Linked DNA regions of Mus musculus: regions 1, 3 and 4 are each linked to region 2. Evidence: chromatin contacts called from ENCODE Hi-C or POLR2A ChIA-PET data. All regions are on one chromosome and are shown on one strand. Each heading gives the region's core, a stretch centred on a gene start or an enhancer-like site at or near the end of the contact. The rest is flanking DNA. Distances are from core to core; before and after follow the strand shown.

The links. Hi-C counts contacts between places; a loop is a spot of excess contacts on that map. ChIA-PET counts read pairs that join two places held with the same protein, here RNA polymerase II (POLR2A).
Region 1: POLR2A ChIA-PET joins it to region 2 with 17 read pairs in embryonic stem cell. The contact joins the promoter of Neat1 here to the promoter of Snx15 in region 2. POLR2A ChIA-PET finds 5 or more read pairs at or near these places in 4 of 5 experiments (Patski and embryonic stem cell).
Region 3: a map of heart shows a loop between it and region 2 (5-fold over the local background). The contact joins the promoter of Ehbp1l1 here to the promoter of Snx15 in region 2. A Hi-C loop is called at or near these places in 1 of 37 maps with a recorded cell type or tissue (heart). POLR2A ChIA-PET finds 5 or more read pairs at or near these places in 1 of 5 experiments (embryonic stem cell).
Region 4: POLR2A ChIA-PET joins it to region 2 with 13 read pairs in embryonic stem cell. The contact joins the enhancer-like site here to the promoter of Snx15 in region 2. POLR2A ChIA-PET finds 5 or more read pairs at or near these places in 3 of 5 experiments (Patski and embryonic stem cell).

What each region holds. Positions count from the first base shown.
Region 1 is chr19:5,842,954-5,846,806 of GRCm38, forward strand. Neat1 (nuclear paraspeckle assembly transcript 1 (non-protein coding)) reads right to left here and starts at 2,525. Exons shown (of 1, transcript NR_131212.1): 1 at 1-2,525.
Region 2 is chr19:6,125,896-6,130,321 of GRCm38, forward strand. Snx15 (sorting nexin 15) reads right to left here and starts at 2,365. Exons shown (of 8, transcript NM_026912.2): 1 at 2,154-2,365. The coding sequence starts at 2,252.
Region 3 is chr19:5,724,688-5,728,763 of GRCm38, forward strand. Ehbp1l1 (EH domain binding protein 1-like 1) reads right to left here and starts at 1,630. Exons shown (of 19, transcript NM_053252.3): 1 at 1,230-1,630. The coding sequence starts at 1,333. It overlaps Fam89b (family with sequence similarity 89, member B), which reads right to left. Exons shown (of 2, transcript NM_181452.2): 2 at 3,400-4,076. The coding sequence ends at 3,903.
Region 4 is chr19:5,809,688-5,814,022 of GRCm38, forward strand. No RefSeq gene overlaps it. Among named protein-coding and RNA genes, the nearest start is that of Malat1, 9.2 kb to the left of the region's middle. Within about 2 kb of position 2,617, at least 2 of the 3 ENCODE cell types and tissues checked have a DNase peak (open chromatin) inside an H3K27ac peak, as active enhancers do.

The DNA.
Region 1 (3,853 bases), core at 1,275-3,774, 280 kb before region 2:
ACACAGTATGACAGAATTTCAATAGAGACCCAGAAGAGTCTGCCAACCTCCCCATACTATGGTTTCAGAGCCCACAACGGGAGGCGTTTACAAGCCCCTCCCCAGCTTCACTTCTTGGCAATCAGCTTCCCCCCACCAGGCTCCACCCCTGTGGCCTGCCTAGGTCAGGGTAGTGACAACCATCTATTGAGCAACTAAGAAAAGCTTTTCAATGTCACCCTTCCCCATTCAACAGTGAAGCAAAACAATTTTGCTCTTCCCCTTGTAGGATTTTGGTATTTTCCAAGCAACTGCATCTCAAAGTAGTGCCACCTGCAGGGATTTACCATCAGCCTTTAGATTTTCATGTGAACTATTTAGTTCCCAAACTGTTATTCCCATCAACCCACGGTTCCAGGCACAATCCTCACCCGCACCCCGACTCCTTCAACCCACCAATGCCAAGCTGAGCCCTGCTTTCTCCCACAAGTCCCATATCTGGTGCCAAAAGTATTATTCCCAAGCTTGATCCATAACTCAGGTTTCACCTTGGAAGGCCATTGTTTCAGGACACTGTCATCTGAGCAGGGCTGTGAACCCAGGCCAGCCTGGTATACACAGCCAGGCCCTAAGTCATAAAAGCTAATGAACAAAAGGGGCCAGAACCACTGTTGCCACTCAACCACCCAGTATCAAATCCACACCCTGGGAGAGACCATTCCCAGGGACCACTTCGGGCCCACGGATCCCTTTTAGTCCAGAAGACGTCCCAAAGCCCAAATTAGATACGGCATCTACCAAGTCGGCAGAATTTGTGGCTAACTTGCGCCTTCCCACTGTTAAACCACAAACCCTACCCATTTTACAACCAGCTCCATCTAAGGAAGATTCCTCCACACCAGTCATTTACAACCCAACAGCTTTCCCCAACACCCACAAGTTTTCAGTTAAGAATCCCTCTGACCAATGCAGAGGCAGGCAGGCTGCAGAAGCAGGGAAGGTGGGCGAGGTCACTGGGGTCCCGATCTACAGTGCAGCACGCTGCGCAGACGTTAAAGTGTCCTACACCTTACGCAATCTTCTCGAGGCCAAGTTCGCAGCACAGAACTACAAAGGCTGGATGGAGGCTTGTTTAGAAGATGCAGCAGTCGAACGCCTCTACCCCCATGAAAAAGGGTGCCTGCTGCCATTCATGCATCCGCAAAGAATGATGCTCCCAGAACAAGACATTCATCTGGAACATTCACAGCCGACGGCCCCTCCGGCTGGAAGCACCTGCCCACCCCCTACAAGCTGACTTCAACGATGGCCTCCTGAGCACAGGGCTTCCTGAGAAAGGCCTGGACCCAGGGCAGGGACGCGCTTCCTAAGCCTCTGGAATTCACTGTGTAGGCGTCAACCGAGGCCGCTGTCTCCTCCAGGGTGAGCCCTCCTGCACTGCTACGACTCACACTGGCAGGGGCTCCATATCTCCTGGTGCCATCTGCTTGCCATGGTGAACACTATAGTGATAAACCACGTCCATGAAGCATTTGGGTGACCGGAAACATGGCTGTGAGCCCACCCCAGGGTCCACACTCACGTCCCGCCCTCTGTGAATCAACACCATCCCTCCCCGCCCAGTCAGGGTGTCCTCCACCTTTACCAAAATGCCGTGCCCAAGACTCCAGCACCGACTCTACATCCTCCACAGGCTTACCGGACGACCCAGGGGCAAGGTTTTAAGTGACCCCTTAACCTCAGAGTGAGGGGCAAGAGTAGGGAAGAGTGAGACCACAGAAGAGGAAGCACGGAACCTAGGCAAAGTCCAGAGAGGGCACTGCTATCTGAAAAATAAAGTTGTGATTAATGTGGCCCCAAGACTTGCGCCTTCAATCTCCATGGTCCCCGCCTGGCAGACCTGACAGTAAAAACAACTTGTCTCTGCAGCCTCCTCCGGCCTCCCCTCGCACCCCGAAGTGGGTGCAGACAGGCCACACCCAAATTACATACCACCCTGGGCCAGAGCTGTCCGCCCAGCGAAGCTAAGTCCACCTTCCATAAGACCAGGCCTCATCCCCAGGTGGGTTCACAACCCCTTATCTGGAAAAAAAGGGGTCTGCTGGTTTTGTCAAGATCAAAGGCGACCTCCACTACGCACCTAGTCCTGCCCCACTGCCTGTCCTCTATGATTTCCGGGGCCTTCAAGGGCCCCCAGTCCACCCGTCTCCATCAACTGCTGCTCTGCCACTCAAGTTAGGACACTGCCCCCATGTAGGCCTGTGAAACTTGTGCCCTCCTGGACGTCAAGTGCCAGCAGACAGCAGGGATAGCCTGGTCTTGAAAGCTGCTGGTTCTTTGTGGATTGTTAAAGGCGCTTTGGAAGCTGCCTTCCACACGTCCACTGTCCCAAAATCTAGTCTCCTTTATACTTAGCCCCGCTTCTCCTCGCACCCCCATCCTAGTGGCTGCCTCTAATTCTGCCACCTCTCTCATCTGAGCCCTGAACTGGCCACTGCCTCCCCACCACTAGCCCCAAGAGCGAGCCCTCCTTGTCACTAACTCCTACAGGTGGAGGTTACAACTTTTGCTTTTATACTCTTGTGTCGCGTCACCCAAACACTGCTAAACGGAACGATTCCTCCACGGGCACTTAAAAAAAAGTTCCTCCCCGACCTAGCCACAGAGCCAAAGGAGCCCACGAGGGGCGGGTCATGGCCTCCGTCAACCGCCACTCCCTCAGATTGCTCAATGATCCTTTTCTGCTCCTAGCGGTGCGTCACAGGATGAAGGGCATATCCAAAGATGATATTTGGGCGGTGAACACCACCGGGGATAAGTAAGTCCCCTTTGCTGCTGAAGGGTAGGGTCAGCTGTTGGGGAAGAGGGTCACACCGAATGTCAGCGCTGAAGGAAAAGTACACGGGTCGCCTCAGGTCACCACGCCCCGACGAGGTCCGAAAGTAGGGCCGGCAGAAAGCCTGGAAAATTCCACTCGGTGGCGGAGGGATCTCTGCGGTGGCGCGTCAGGCGGTAGGGGTGGGGGGGTTGGGGCGGGACCGGGCGCGTGACTTCTCGGGCGTTGCCGCCGCCTGCTCGCAGGGTGACGTCAGTGCGGGCAGCAGCAGGGTGGGGGTGGGGAAGAACTATCCCAGCAGCTTGGGTGGAATGCTTAATTGCGTCTAAGGTTAATTAAATTGCGGGAAAGGTGGTTGCAAGCTATGATAAAGCAAGACTTTTGTATGGTACACATGCATATAGAATGAATGTGTGTATGTAATGTTTATGGTTGAAGAGCGCCCAGTACAGTTAAGTGATTTTAGAAAACATTTTTGCTTTTGGGTGTGGTATAGTGAGAAAAAATATTTTTAAGCTGCATTTCTCTGCGACAGTGTATGGTGGAGTTCAAGGCGTGGGTTTAATGACCACTGGGGGAGCCAGGCTGGCTGTCTACTTGGGGTGGGGTCCAGCACAGGTCCAAAAGCAAACGTTGTCCACAAACAAGGGCTTAGTGAGGGTTTTGAAAAGGGGAATTGTCACCGCCCATGTCAGTGAGGAGCTCGGACAGTCTGACAACCCCCCACCCCCACCCCACCCCGCCATGAAGCATCTACTCAGCTCTTCTGCCACCTGCCTCCACATCCCCCCCCCCCCATACTCCCCAAAATAAAAAAGCTGGTTCAAGCACGCAGAATGAAAAAGGCAGCTGGCAGAATTAACTGCCCGGAAGTCTCCTCCCAGGCTCGACACCCACTCTACAAACAAAACCACCCAGTGACAACAGGCTCCCTTAGCAACCCGGAGGAGGGAAGGAGGGGGTTGTTTTCCGGCCTCTAGCATATGGAATCTGCAAGCAAGGCCCGGCCTAGACTGCACCCTCCCGTTCCCGGAAAAC
Region 2 (4,426 bases), core at 1,115-3,614:
GCAAACCAGACATGATTAAGATGCCCATTTAAAATCTAAGGATGGGGACAGGAGGGGTGGCTCGGTAGTTAAGAGCATGACCTGATCTTCCAAGCACTACATTCAGTGCCCAGAACAGTACCCACATTATGTGGCTCATAATCGTTTGTAATTCTGGCTCCAGGGGATCAGATCTGATGCACCTTCCTCTGACCTCAACAGGCATCCACACGCAGTTGTGCTACACATTCACACAGACACGTACATCAGCCAGAAACAAGGAGAGATGATTCAGCAGGTAAAAGCACTCGCTGCTGTAGCCAAGGACCTGGGTTTGGTTCCCAGCACTGAGATGGCAGATAGAAATAATTTCTAAGTCCAATTCCAGGAGATTCAAGACCTCTTTTGACCTTTGATCTCACCAGGCTTGTATTTGGTACATAAACATACATACAGGCAAAATATTCATACATATAAAATTAAATAAATCTGGAGCTGGATCGATGGCTCAGGTTAAGAGCACTGGCTGCTTTCTAGAGGACAGAAGTTCTATTCCCAGCACCAACGTGAGGGCACACAAGCGCTTGTAATTCCAATCAATAGGGATCTACCACCCTCTTCTGGCCTCCTTTGGTATTGCATGGAGAGTGCACAGATGTTTTTGTTTTTTAAAAAAACAACTACGTTTTAAATCTTTAAGTAAATAAGCCAGGAGGGGTAGTACACATTTTTAATCCCTAGGGATGCTGCACTGGGGAGGCAGAGGCAAATGGATCTCTGTTTGAGCCTGGTCTACAACACAAGTCCCAGGACAACCAGGGCTACAGGGAAAAAACATGCCTCGAAATAAATAAAGAAAAAAATTAAGTAAATAAATCTATAAAATAAAAAAAGGATCATCTTGTAGGGTGCTGTGGCAAGAGAGAGACATGGAGAGAGAGAGAGAGAGAATGAGAGAGAGAGAGAATGAGAATGAGAGAGAGAGAGAGAGTTCTCTAAAATGTGGGAGGCCATGAGTTCAACCCTAGCACTGGAAAAAAAAAACAACTCTATGCATGTGTAAGGCATGTGACTAGATCTAAAAGGCTAACAGGAAGACATAAGGGTTCTGAATGCCTTGTCATCCTTTCTACCCTCCGGCATCTTCCTAGAGACAATTATTATATTTGTATTTTTTGGCATGAAAAAGTAAACCCCCGGAACACTCTTGACGTATCTAAGACTCTGACTTAGATTGCTTTGGGAGCGACTTGTATGTGTTTGCTTCCTTTTAACAGTCGACAAGCCACTAATCAAACAGTTGCCAAGTTGAAAAAAATTTAAGTACAAGAAAATATATAGTCAGTCTTTCCGCAGCAACCCGGTTTCTCCCATTGGAGACCTCCATAGTTACCTTGGGTAAAATTCTAAAAGCATTCTTTCATGCTGATGTTTCTACGAGCTCATTCTAAGTTTTATTGTTACAAACACCAATTTCAGCTTATTGACTTCCTTATCTGTTAAGACCAGTCTTTTTTTTTTTTTGCGTGAGTTTTTAAAACCACACAAATTATATATATATAATATATAAATAGTATAATAAAATTATATGTGTATATGTGTATATACACACACACATACATTTAAACTTTTAAAGAGCTTTTTTTATAGTTGGTCCTGGTGGTGCACGCCTTTAATCATAGCACTTGGGAGGCAGATGCAGGAGGGTCTCGGTGACTTCCGGGCCAGTCTAGTTTACATCGTGAGTTCGCAAAAGCCAGGGCTGTCTCAAAAAAAGAAAAGATAGATAAATAAAAAGGTGGTGGTGGGGCTTTTACGGATCAAGCAGGGAAAATTACCAAAAGTTACTCTAAGCGATTAGAGAAGGAATATTTAGGTTAATCCGGAGTTTTCTTGCTTTGAGAAATTCGTAGACCGCATCTAGACATCACCAACAACAGAGAGGGGGTACCGGGCCAAGCGCAGAGCCAAGCTCCACAGACTTTAAAAAATGACCCTTAGCCCCGCCCCAGGAGGTGAGGCGCCTTAAATCTTCTGTCTCAGGCGCCTCTTAAAGGGGAAATCTATTTGTGTAGGCCAAACCGCGACCTCCTTGAAGCTCTTTGCCTTTAAGGTACAGCACGGATCCGGAGCTGCTTAAAAGGGTAATGCTCCCCCGCTGGGTCCCACCTCACCTGAGCGGTTACTTTGTACTCTGTGTAACCCTTGGGGTGGGTCCTAGGGTCCGAGACTGTGTAGTGTCGCAGGAAGTCATCCTTCGCTTGGCGCGACATGACAGCGGAGCCGGTCGCCGGCTCCTCCTCCTGCACGTCGCCCCCGCTCCCCGCGTGTTGAGCCTACTGCCACTGCCAGGATCCGGCCTGCGCCCTTCTTCAGGCCCAGGGACCTAGTCGCAAGTGACACAACCGTTCTTGGCTTGGGGGCGTGGCTAAGGGAGTGTCTGACAAGTTCTAGGTCATTGGTAAAGCGGAGTTCTAGGTAGAGACTAAGGATTGGTTGTTTGGGAGAGGATTTACCAGCTGGCATCCTGGCATGTGATTGAACCCACTTCCCCCTAACGTAAACCCTCCTTACAGACCTCCGAAACGTTTCTTTATTTATCTTCTTTACACTCATCCAGCCTCTTATTTATGAATTATTTTAAGCTAAGATCTCTGCTGTGTTGACCAACTTCTGGGCTTAAAATATTCTCCTACCTAAGCCTCCTGAGTATCTGGAACTTCAGGTGCTTGGCATAGGGTCTAACCCATGCAACTTTTATTGTGTTCAAAATGTGCCTAGCAGAGCCAAGTTCCCTGCCTCCCTGTGCGGATTGGGGGGTGGGGGGAACGACACACACTGACATTTTCTGATGCTGAAAAAACTGGATAGTGACAGAGGCTCTGAAATCACAACACTTACACGTATTTGAATTCCCCTTAACTGCTTCAAATTTGGGGAGGTTGGACGTTGAGATGATCTCATGTAGCCCAGTTTGGCCTCAGACTCTCTATGTAGTTGAGGCTGGCCTTGGATTTCTGACCCTCCAATTTCCATCTCCCAAATGCTGAAATCCTTGGTAAGCATTACATTTCCCTCTTGTAACTGCATGCATCTAGTTTTTCATCTATGGAAAGTGGTACCTGACACAGTATCTTCTGTAACAGATCAGATCAAGAGGCATGCTGGCACAACACAGGGATAGCGAAAACCCAACACCAATTGATCAAGGCCAAATTGGTGTGGAAGATTATCACTAAACATAGATTGCAGCACATCCCACCACTACCAGAAATCCCATCTTCAAATAGGAAAGAGTGGATAAAAGAACCATTAAGGGTTGGAGAGATGGCTCAGCGGTTGTGAGCACTGACTGCTCTTCCAAAGGTTCTGAGTTCAAGTCCCAGCAACCACATGGTGGCTCACAGCCATTCATAATGAGGTATGACGCCCTCTTCTGGGGTGTCTGAAGACAGCTACAGTGTGCTGTAAATATAATACATGTAAATATGTAAATATAATAAATAAATAAATCATTAAAAAAAAGAACCATTAAAAAATCTGAGGTGAGATGGCTCAGCAGTTAAGAGCACTGACTGCTCTTCCAAAGGTCCTGAGTTCAAATCCCAGCACCCACATGGTGGCTCACAACCATCTGTAATGAGATCTGACTCCCTTTTCTGGGGTGTCTGAAGACAGCAACAGTGTACTTACATATAATAAATAAATAGATCTTTTTTTTTTTTTAATCTGAGATGTTGGCTGCGGTGGTACATCACACTTTTAGTCCCAGCACTAAGGAGGCAGAGGCAGGTGAATCTCTGTTTTGAGGGCGAAAACAAACAAACAAACAAACAAGAAAATAAACCATTTGTTATAGTTTGTATATGCTCAGCCCAGGGAGTGGTACTATTGGAAGGTTTGGCCCTGTTGGAGTAGGTGTGTGGGTGTGGGCTTTGAGACTCTCCTCATTCTAGCTGCCTTAGAAGTCAGTCTTCCACCAGCTGCCTTCAGATGAAGATGTAGATCTCTCAGCTTCTCCTGTACCATGTCTGCCTGGATACTGCCATGCTACTTCCTTGATAATACTGGGCTGAACCTCTGAACCTGTAAGCCTGATCAAATTAAATGATGTCCTTTATAAGGGTTGCCTTGGTCATGGTGTCTTCTAGGAAGTGTTTTCTGAGAGCATAAAGAAGCTGGGTTCCAGAGATAGCCAAGGCACTTGGTAATGTATAAGAGTCACCCAGGTGGTACTGATTTTGAAGACATGAAGAGGTCAATGAAGAGCAGCTGAGGCTTGGCACTGTGAGAGGCCATGGAAGGCCATTGGTGAAGGTGCAGCCTCAGTTGTATTTGGTGGCCCAGGACTGAAGGAGTCATGCAAAGGAGTTGAGGCTTGGCACCATGAAGACAGCCTGTGAGGGGCTATTGGTTGAGGCCTGATTGCAGCAGAAGACCCCAGCGT
Region 3 (4,076 bases), core at 380-2,879, 400 kb before region 2:
GCCTTGGGAGGGTGTGGCCTGGTTGGGTAGCCTGACTCAGGCCGCCACGCCTTCTTGGGAAGCCATGACCTAGGCAGGGGCCAGCTTCCTGTCCTGGCCTCCTGGCTAAGAAACCCAGCGGGGCCTTACCCATTTACTTGTGACTCAGCCCACTGACACCGTCTGTATAGTCTGTCTGCTCACCAGAACCATGCCCAGTGTCCCTCTGGCCTCACCCAGCGTGCTGGGGCAGGAGCCAGAGGCCAGAGTTCAAGTGCTAGCTCTGCTGTGTTAGCCTAACTAGTTCTTACGCTCCCTTACCCTTTACGGTATAAAGGGCCTCCGGGTACACTCAGCATGTTCAAGGCTGATGATTAATGGTGCTACCCCCAAAGACCCCAGCCTCTGCTCCTTCGCCTCCTTAGACCCCATGGTTCCGGCCTACCCCAGCTCTTCCCCCTTGGGAGTCTATATTTAGCCCTGCCTGGCCTGTGAGGCCCCCACAGCTGTGCCCTAATCCAGCCAAGGGAAGCTGACACCGGTGAGCACATATATTTAGGGTGTGACGCAGGGGCCTGGGCAGCTGCCCGGTGGGGACATGTGAGCCAGATGCCCCCAGGGGCCCTTGACAGTCCAATACAAGACCTGTCCTCTCTTGCAAGTCGTCCCCTCACCCAACTCTCTTTCCCTCCACGGACCCTCTCCTGAACCCACCAGCTCCTAGGACTTCAGGCCCCTTTAAGCCTCTCCCCGCCTCCCTGTTATCCATCCAAGCTCAGTTTCCCCTTTTAAGGACATTGTGGAGACAGCACCAGCTTCTGGGGCCCACTCTGGCTGAAGGGGGAGGGGCTGAAAAAGAGAAGGCCACATTTTCACCCTGAACTGGACTAGGAACCATGAAGTCTTTTCCACCCAAAGCCCCCTGGAGCCCTAAAATCTTGTTCCGTTTTCCACTGCTACCCTAGACCGCTGTCCTTGGCTTGAGGGCTTCTCCCCGAGTCCTGACCACAGCCGATTTAATGTGGGCCCAGGCTGATTCTCCCAAAGCCACCGAGTCTTGACCCCCACAAGGTTCTCCACAACAGGAGTCCCCCCAACCTGCCAGGCACTTCAGTGTCTGGAATACCTAGGATGGGAACCCCTTTAGCCTTTAGACTTGAGAGGATTTTTTTTCCAGGTTCAAACGAGTCAAACTAAGTTGAGTCCCACATCAGTCTTAGGGGACTCCCTCAGGCCCCGCTTCTACTCACCACTTCTTGGTGCACTCCAACACCAGTTCATGGTAACACGCCACAAACTGGAACTTGGCGGCCCGCTTGCCAACCCGCTGCAGGCGCTTCCACACTGAAGTCATGGCCTGAGGAACTCTGCCGGATCTCTTCTCAGGCTTGGGACTCCCTCTTGCCCACCACTGCTGGCTCAGCCAGGGTCCCCATGGTCTCTGGAGCTCTTTTCTTTGTCACCGGATCTGTCCGCCCCGTCCGTGTAGATATGTCTGAGGTTTAGACCTAGGCTGAGTTTGCCCGGGGTCCGCCTGGTGGGCTGGCTGAGTCTGCGGGGCCGTCGCGGCGCGTCGAGCTGGTCTCAGCTCAAGAGTAGCGAGCGCGCCGTTTCCTGGAGCCGCACCCCCCCCCCTCGCCCCGCGTCCGAAGGCGGGCGGGGCTGCAGCGCGGGGCGGGGCGACCCTGCTTCCGGGATCTAGCGTCCGGACTTGGACACCCGGGTACCCGGTTCGGGGGTGGAAGGAATGAGTACCGATCGCAAAGCCGGTTTGATGGGCGCCCGCGAGTCAAATGGGGTTAGGGTGACGTGTGAGCTCCAAGAGGTGGCAGCCCTCAACTTGGTGCCACCCTCCAAAAGAGCTGCCTCTGCTGTCTCCCTTATATCTGCAACCTTGGTACTGGTTGGTACCCCATTTCCCAAGCTTGTAAAGTAGAGACCTAGAAAGGAAAAGAACCGTCCACTGAGCCAGAGTTAACGGTTCTTAACTCTGGGGTGGGAGATTCTTGTTAGCACCCATGCAGAGCCCCAGAGCCAGCCTTGGTGAGATATACCTAGAGTCTCCAAACCTGACTCCTCATATGGCACAAGGGAAAACAATCCTCACATCTCACAAGCAGTGAAAGGTTCTGTCTGTCTGTCTGTCTGGTGCCCCCCCCCCCCCCGAGACAGGGTTTTTCTGTCCTGGAACTCACTTTGTAGATCAGGCTGGCCTCAAACTCACTAGTTTTTACTAAAGAGTGCCACCCTGAACAAAGCACACACTCTGCGCCTCAGTTTTGAAGTCTGTTAAATGGGGCCAATTACAGTTCTATCTTTTATGTATGTCATTGAAGTCTGAAGATGGGGAAAGCGGTTGGCTTAGGGCTGGGCTGATTTTGTCTCATTACGCGCAATCCGTTATCAGAACTAGAGAAAATATGTACATGGGTGGTTTTTGCTCCTCCCCTGGGAAGTCCCTGGGGCGTTAGCTGCTGTGTTAACACCTAGATTAGACTCCTTATCGCTCACACATCCAATTCACACTGTAATGAGCCTTGCAAGGTGTTTTATACCCAGCTAGAGAGATGGCCTGGAGCAACACATCAACGTGTCACCTGCCTGGTAACCCTCAATTTGGTTAGGATGTCTGGTCTTGCAGGCGTGTTAGCCTATCGGCATCTTCAGCAGGCAAGTGACTATGGTAGGAGGTGGGGATGAGGATGCTTGGGTGCAACTTTGAGAATGTGCAGGCTTATTCCTGTGGGCTGAACACCCAGTTTTGTCTATCATATCGCTGTGGTCCTCTGCTTCCTCTCTACGGAAGCAGTTTATGTGCAACCCTACAGGTCCTTCGTGCTGTCTCGGGGTAGGCTGGGTGCTCTGAGACTGCAGCACAGGGGCCTGAGCCAGGCGAAACGATGCTCTGAGCCCGGCTGCCATCTCCCTCCCTTCCAAGGCTTGTCTACAAACTGAAACTTGTTTACTCCTTTCGGCCTCCACACCCCTCCTTCCCAGCAATCCCTACAGCTCACGGGGCACCAACTCTAAGACTCTTCTTGGACCTTTCCCTATTCATGGGGATGGGCCCCTGGGTCAGGCAGCTCCGGCCCACCCATTTCCTGTGCCAACTCCTCCCAGCACGGGAGGTGGAAAGTTTCTCTCCTCAAGATGGGCGGCTCCTTCCTTCCCAAAAGGCTCAAAGCAAGGCGGAAGGGCATGCTGGGTTCGAAAACGTAGAGCCCAAGGGGAAAAGACTTGACCGCTTTCATATTGCTGCAGGGCCAGCTTCCAACCTTGCCCGCAAGAGGGAAGATTCGCATCTCACGCCCATTAAGCCTTTCGCTAGGGGGTCTTGGGCGCCACCTGCCGGCAGAACGTAGACTACACTTGCCAGAAAACTATTCCCCAACCCAGTACCAATTAACCAGGCAATCACAATACAATGCTGAAATTATTTATTTTCCCGCCCAGGAACTGGCCGCTAAACTTAAATATCCAGCATAAAGACCTTAGCCTTTCTGGTCGTGGGTGGCTACAGAGGTGGGTTCTGGAGCCCTTGTCCCAGGCAATGAACCCCTGGGGCCACTGGTAGGGATGCCGCTGAGCCAGCAGCTGCAAGAGGCAGCAAAAGACGAAAAAGAGATGAGAGCTAGGCACTCATCCCAGTCCCAGAGATGCAAACGGGAGTGCAAGACGCTTTGGGCCCCACAGTCAGACTAAGGGCTGGCCAAGCTAGGGTGCACACATGTGGGAGAAGTGGAAGCCCAGGACACTGGGCACAGGCTGCAATCTTGACCGCTTTGCCTGATGGGTATAATGCCTTGCCCTCCTGAAGTGAGGTGAGGTGGTACCGGTAAAAGAGCAGGCACTGTAGACTAAGGACTTGCTGAAGGGCAAGTTTTGAGCCTTTTGTATGGGTGCGTTCCTATCCACCTCAGCTTTCAAAGGCTGATTTGGAAAGCATCCTGCAACCACTGGTCACGGGCATTGTGAGTCTGGGGTACGGTGAGGGGTGGAGGGTCTGGGGGCAGGCTGGCATCAGGAGGCTCCTCGTCATCAGACAGGCCGGCATCAGGTGGGTAGGAGCTGTCCGAGTGCAGAGAGGATGACAGGTC
Region 4 (4,335 bases), core at 1,367-3,866, 320 kb before region 2:
TCATTTACAGAGGATATATCTGCCGCCCAAAAGTCACATTTTAAAGGCCCTCTAGTTGGCCCAGCAGGTAAGGAATTTCCCAAAGTACATTCGTTGTCTCCACTTCTGCGTCATCATGGAAGGAGAGACCTGATTCCTACAAGTTGTCATCTGACCTCCACATGGGCGGGGTCCCCAATACAAACCAGGGAAATGAGCCGGACTCAGCAGGAGTCAGTGAGGGGCCAGGGTGGAGCGTGCCCTGGGCAGAGCACAGAGGCTCCAGGCCTCACAGTTTACAGGACTGGTTTGGTGAGGTTTTGGGGGTCCAGGAGTTGGGTTGAACAGTGCAGCCTGGAGCGAGGGCTCGAGGTACCTGCACATAGAGTAAGGACACTGTTACCTAGACAGAAGGACCACCTTTGATTTGGGGAGGCACTGGGAGCCAACGTCAGGAAACATGAAAGCCTGGACTCTGGAGAGCGCTAGGTTATAGGACCAAGAGGGAAGAAGATATGGAGGCTGCCTGCGTCCTCATGCCGGCCCTGCCCAGCCCAGACTCAACCTGACACATCTGCCTGGAATGTTCCCTGCCCGGCCCCCACCCCCAGCACCCAACTTTAAATAGCAAAGCCATTCTTGTCATATGTCACATGTCAGCATTCCTTCTCCCAAGGACCCTTGACTAGCACCTCCAGGCGTCCCTCAGCTCCACCCACAGTGACACAGTCCCTGCACCACACGTACTTCTGAGCTGTGTCTGTTTACTAGGCTTCTGAGTTCCCCTAAGGGTCAAAGGTAACTTCTTGGCTTGCTTGCATGCTTGCTTGCTTGCTTTGGGGAGGAAGTTGTGCCGGGAAATCCTCTACAGAAATAACAAGGAAGTCTGTGCCTGCTGAGGGGACCGCAGCTCTCATCCATTGATTCTGTTTGGAGACTCAGCTGCACTACCCTGAGGCCAGAGCTCATTCCAGGCTCCACTTCTGACTACTGTGACCAAGCAGCTGTGCCTTCCCCCAGATGTCACTCTTCCCCCTAGAAGCTTCTAGATAGACATACGAATTCCCAAAGAATGAGCACCATCAGGATTTCTGGGGCTGGCTCATTCCAGCCCAGCACCTCACGCTCCAGGAAAGCCAAAAGCAGCTGCTGGTGGGAGGAAGGGAGAGGGAGGCAGCTGTCCCCATCCACCCCCAGCCCCAGCTCACTGAGCCCTTTCAGCCTACACTGAGAACTCTAGACCCAGCAGGACTGAGAACTGAACACTGAGAAAGGAAAAGTCGATGGAAACATCCATGACTATTCTACTCCAAGCCTTCCTTCAGCTGAGGACTAGGTGTCCACAGAGAGAGCCAGGCCAGAAGGCCCGGGTCACAGAGGTCACTCTGCCTCAATTCCTCCTCCTTCCTTACCCCTTCCTTCAGACAGGGCCAAACCCACCCTCAGCTTGTGCCCTCTTAGGGCTTCTCTGTCCAGATCTGATGTCAGAGTGCTGGCCACTGAAGGGACCTATCCATCCTGCTTGCCCTGACTGTGGACAGACCGTGGAGCCATGCCTACCGAGGGCATCTTGAGTTAACCTGTGCTTGGTTTTGTTTAATCACTGCCTGTGAGCTAGCTTAACAGTTAAAAATGCTCCCTGTCTTCCTGGAGTCCAGCCTCAGCTTGATGAGGTCATTCTGCACGAGGCTCCCGTGTCATCCACACAATCATCCTTGGTGTGGCCCTGACCTGGTGCTGGGGACTCTCAAAGGTTCCCTTAGGTTCCAGACAGCTCCCACTGATCTGCCCCGTGCAAGCCAGCACTGTGGCCTGAAGAAGTCAGACAGAGATATATCATCACCCAGTATGGCCAGTTCGATAGGCTGAATGGTGGGTACGGAGCCCCAGATAGGCCTGGGGACTTGGATGTCCTGAATCCAGTAGGAGTATCAGCTCGATCTTACTCAGCCCAAATGTCCCCATCTTCCTCACTTGTACTTTGACCCCCCCCCCCATCCTGGCTGTCACAGAACGTCCACACACACAGTCCCCAGGAGTCCCCCACACATGGCCCCAGGCTGGTTCCTCTACATCCATCCTATACTTAGAGAGCTCTGTCCTCAGAGCTCCACCTCTCTGACTCAGTTTATCCCTCACTGAAATGGGACGCACCTATGAAGCTGTGATCTGCTTAGCACAGACCCTGGCTCGAGGGATGGGCTCCTGAAAGTGGTGGCTGTCACTACTGTTGCCTGCCACCTGCCTACCCACCCTCTTCTAGCACTAAGCAGAGTGGGGCACACTGCTGATGACAGCAGTAGAAGCTGTTGAGTTGCAAGCAGCCATGGATCACCAGTAGATGCCCAAGCCCTCCTAGATCCCTAGAGCTGATGAGCCAGGCACATCGCAAGAAAGGGTTAAACATTTCAAGTTTCTTTATATCTGTCTTGGAACAGGAGGAGGTGGATGAGAGGGAAGAACAAAATTCAAGCTAGTGGCTGGATGGAATTTTCCTGAGTTCATAAACAGGGCTCCTAAGGGAGATCACCATGGAGACAGTCTCGTGTGCCTGCCGTCTGGTTATTTCCAGCTTGGTGCATCACACAGGCTCCTGGCTCTTTCATTGGCTGTCACCACTCTCACCACCCGGAGCTGACACAGAATTGGTCCAGGGCTGGGATGTGCTGGAAGCTGTTGTTCTGAGCTGAGGAAGATATAGATAGGCTGCCATGGTCATTGCAGTAGCCACTGCTTTCCTCTCTGACCCCCTTGGGAGTCGGGAGTTGCCTTCTTTGTGCTTGAAGTACTTTTTCTAGCCAGAAGATGCTGGCTAGTCATGGCCTGCCATGACTTTGAAGGCTAACTTTTTTCCTGTTCCACAGTGGTCGAGGAAAGTCCTCGCTTTCACTGCCTACCTCAGGAGATTTGCCACCTTGCTGCCAAAAGAGATATTCATTCCAAGACTCTCACCCTTTTAGGCTGAGGGTCTAGCTGAGCCAAGCTTACAAATCCAAGTTTTCCAGTTTATAAGCTATAGGCTTGCTCTTCAGTGAACAACACTGGTGTCAGACTAAGGCAGTATGGCCCTGTGAGGTGGAGAGTGGGCATAACTGATTTTGTCAACAAAGTGCAGAGACCCAGGACCTGGGAGCCCCTTAGGAGTCTCCTGCTGGCTCCATACCAAGTTCCCTTGGGATGATCAGCAGCCTCCACAGCCAACACAGACTCCTTTTTCTTCTTGGGAAAAAAAGATACCTCTGTAGATATCTTCAGAGGTCCATTCTGGCTCTGACATTCAATAATCCTGAACTAAGGCTGCGTGTGACAGTGGACATCTGTAGTGCTAACTGCCAAGAGCAGGAGTTTAAACATGGCCTCTGTCGCAAACAGGAGGTCAGACATGGTGTGGCACATTTTCAATCTCAATACTCATGAAACAGAGGCAGGTGGATCTCTGAGTTCAAGACCAGCTTGGTCTACAGAGCAAGTTTCAGGACAGCCAGGGCTACACAGAGAAACCCTGCCTCAAAGAAAAATAAATTACATGAAGATCTTCAGTTAGTAGGTTGGTAGATTGAACAAACTGATTTTTTTTTTTGTCTGTTTGTGTTTGTTTTTCAGAGAGGGTTTCTCTGTGTAGCCCTGACTGTTCTGGAACTCACTCTGTAGTTGTAGGGTGGTCTGGAACTCAGAGATCTGCCTGCCTCTATGTCCCAACTGCTGGGATTAAAGGATTATAGAGGCCTGGCATGACTGGTTGATTTTTGAGACAGGGTCTCATTATGTAAAAAGCCAGTCTCCTGATTTAAATTTTGATCTTGCTTCCCCTCAGCCCCCAATTCATGTGCTAGAAATATAACCCAGGGTTGCTAGACAGGGCTCTATTAGTAAGGTACGTCTTCAGCCAATGAACCTAATTTAAACACCTGCCTGATACACACAGTGAATCTGTACAGAGCACATATCTATAGTCATTCGTGGCACACCAAGGGCTTCCCACTGGCAGGCCATACTCACCTCTACTAACTGTACACAGCTTTAGAAGCAAAATGGCTTCCCACACCACAGGTAAGAGAGGCTCGGAAGGATAGGGGAGCTTGCACAAGCTCGCACAGCCCCCTAACAAGGTCACAATTTAAAGCCTGGTGGTCAGGGTCAGGTGCTGGTAGCTCACACCTTTAATCTCAGCACTCAGGACACAGAGGCAGGTGGCCCTCTGTGAGTTTGAGGCCAGCCTGGTCTATGTAGAGAATTTCAGGGTAGCCAGGGCTACATTGTGGAGACCCTGTATAAAATGAAAACAACAACAACAACAAAAAACCCACAATAAATAAATAAAAACCTGGTGGTCTGGAATCAAGTCTGCAGAGGTAT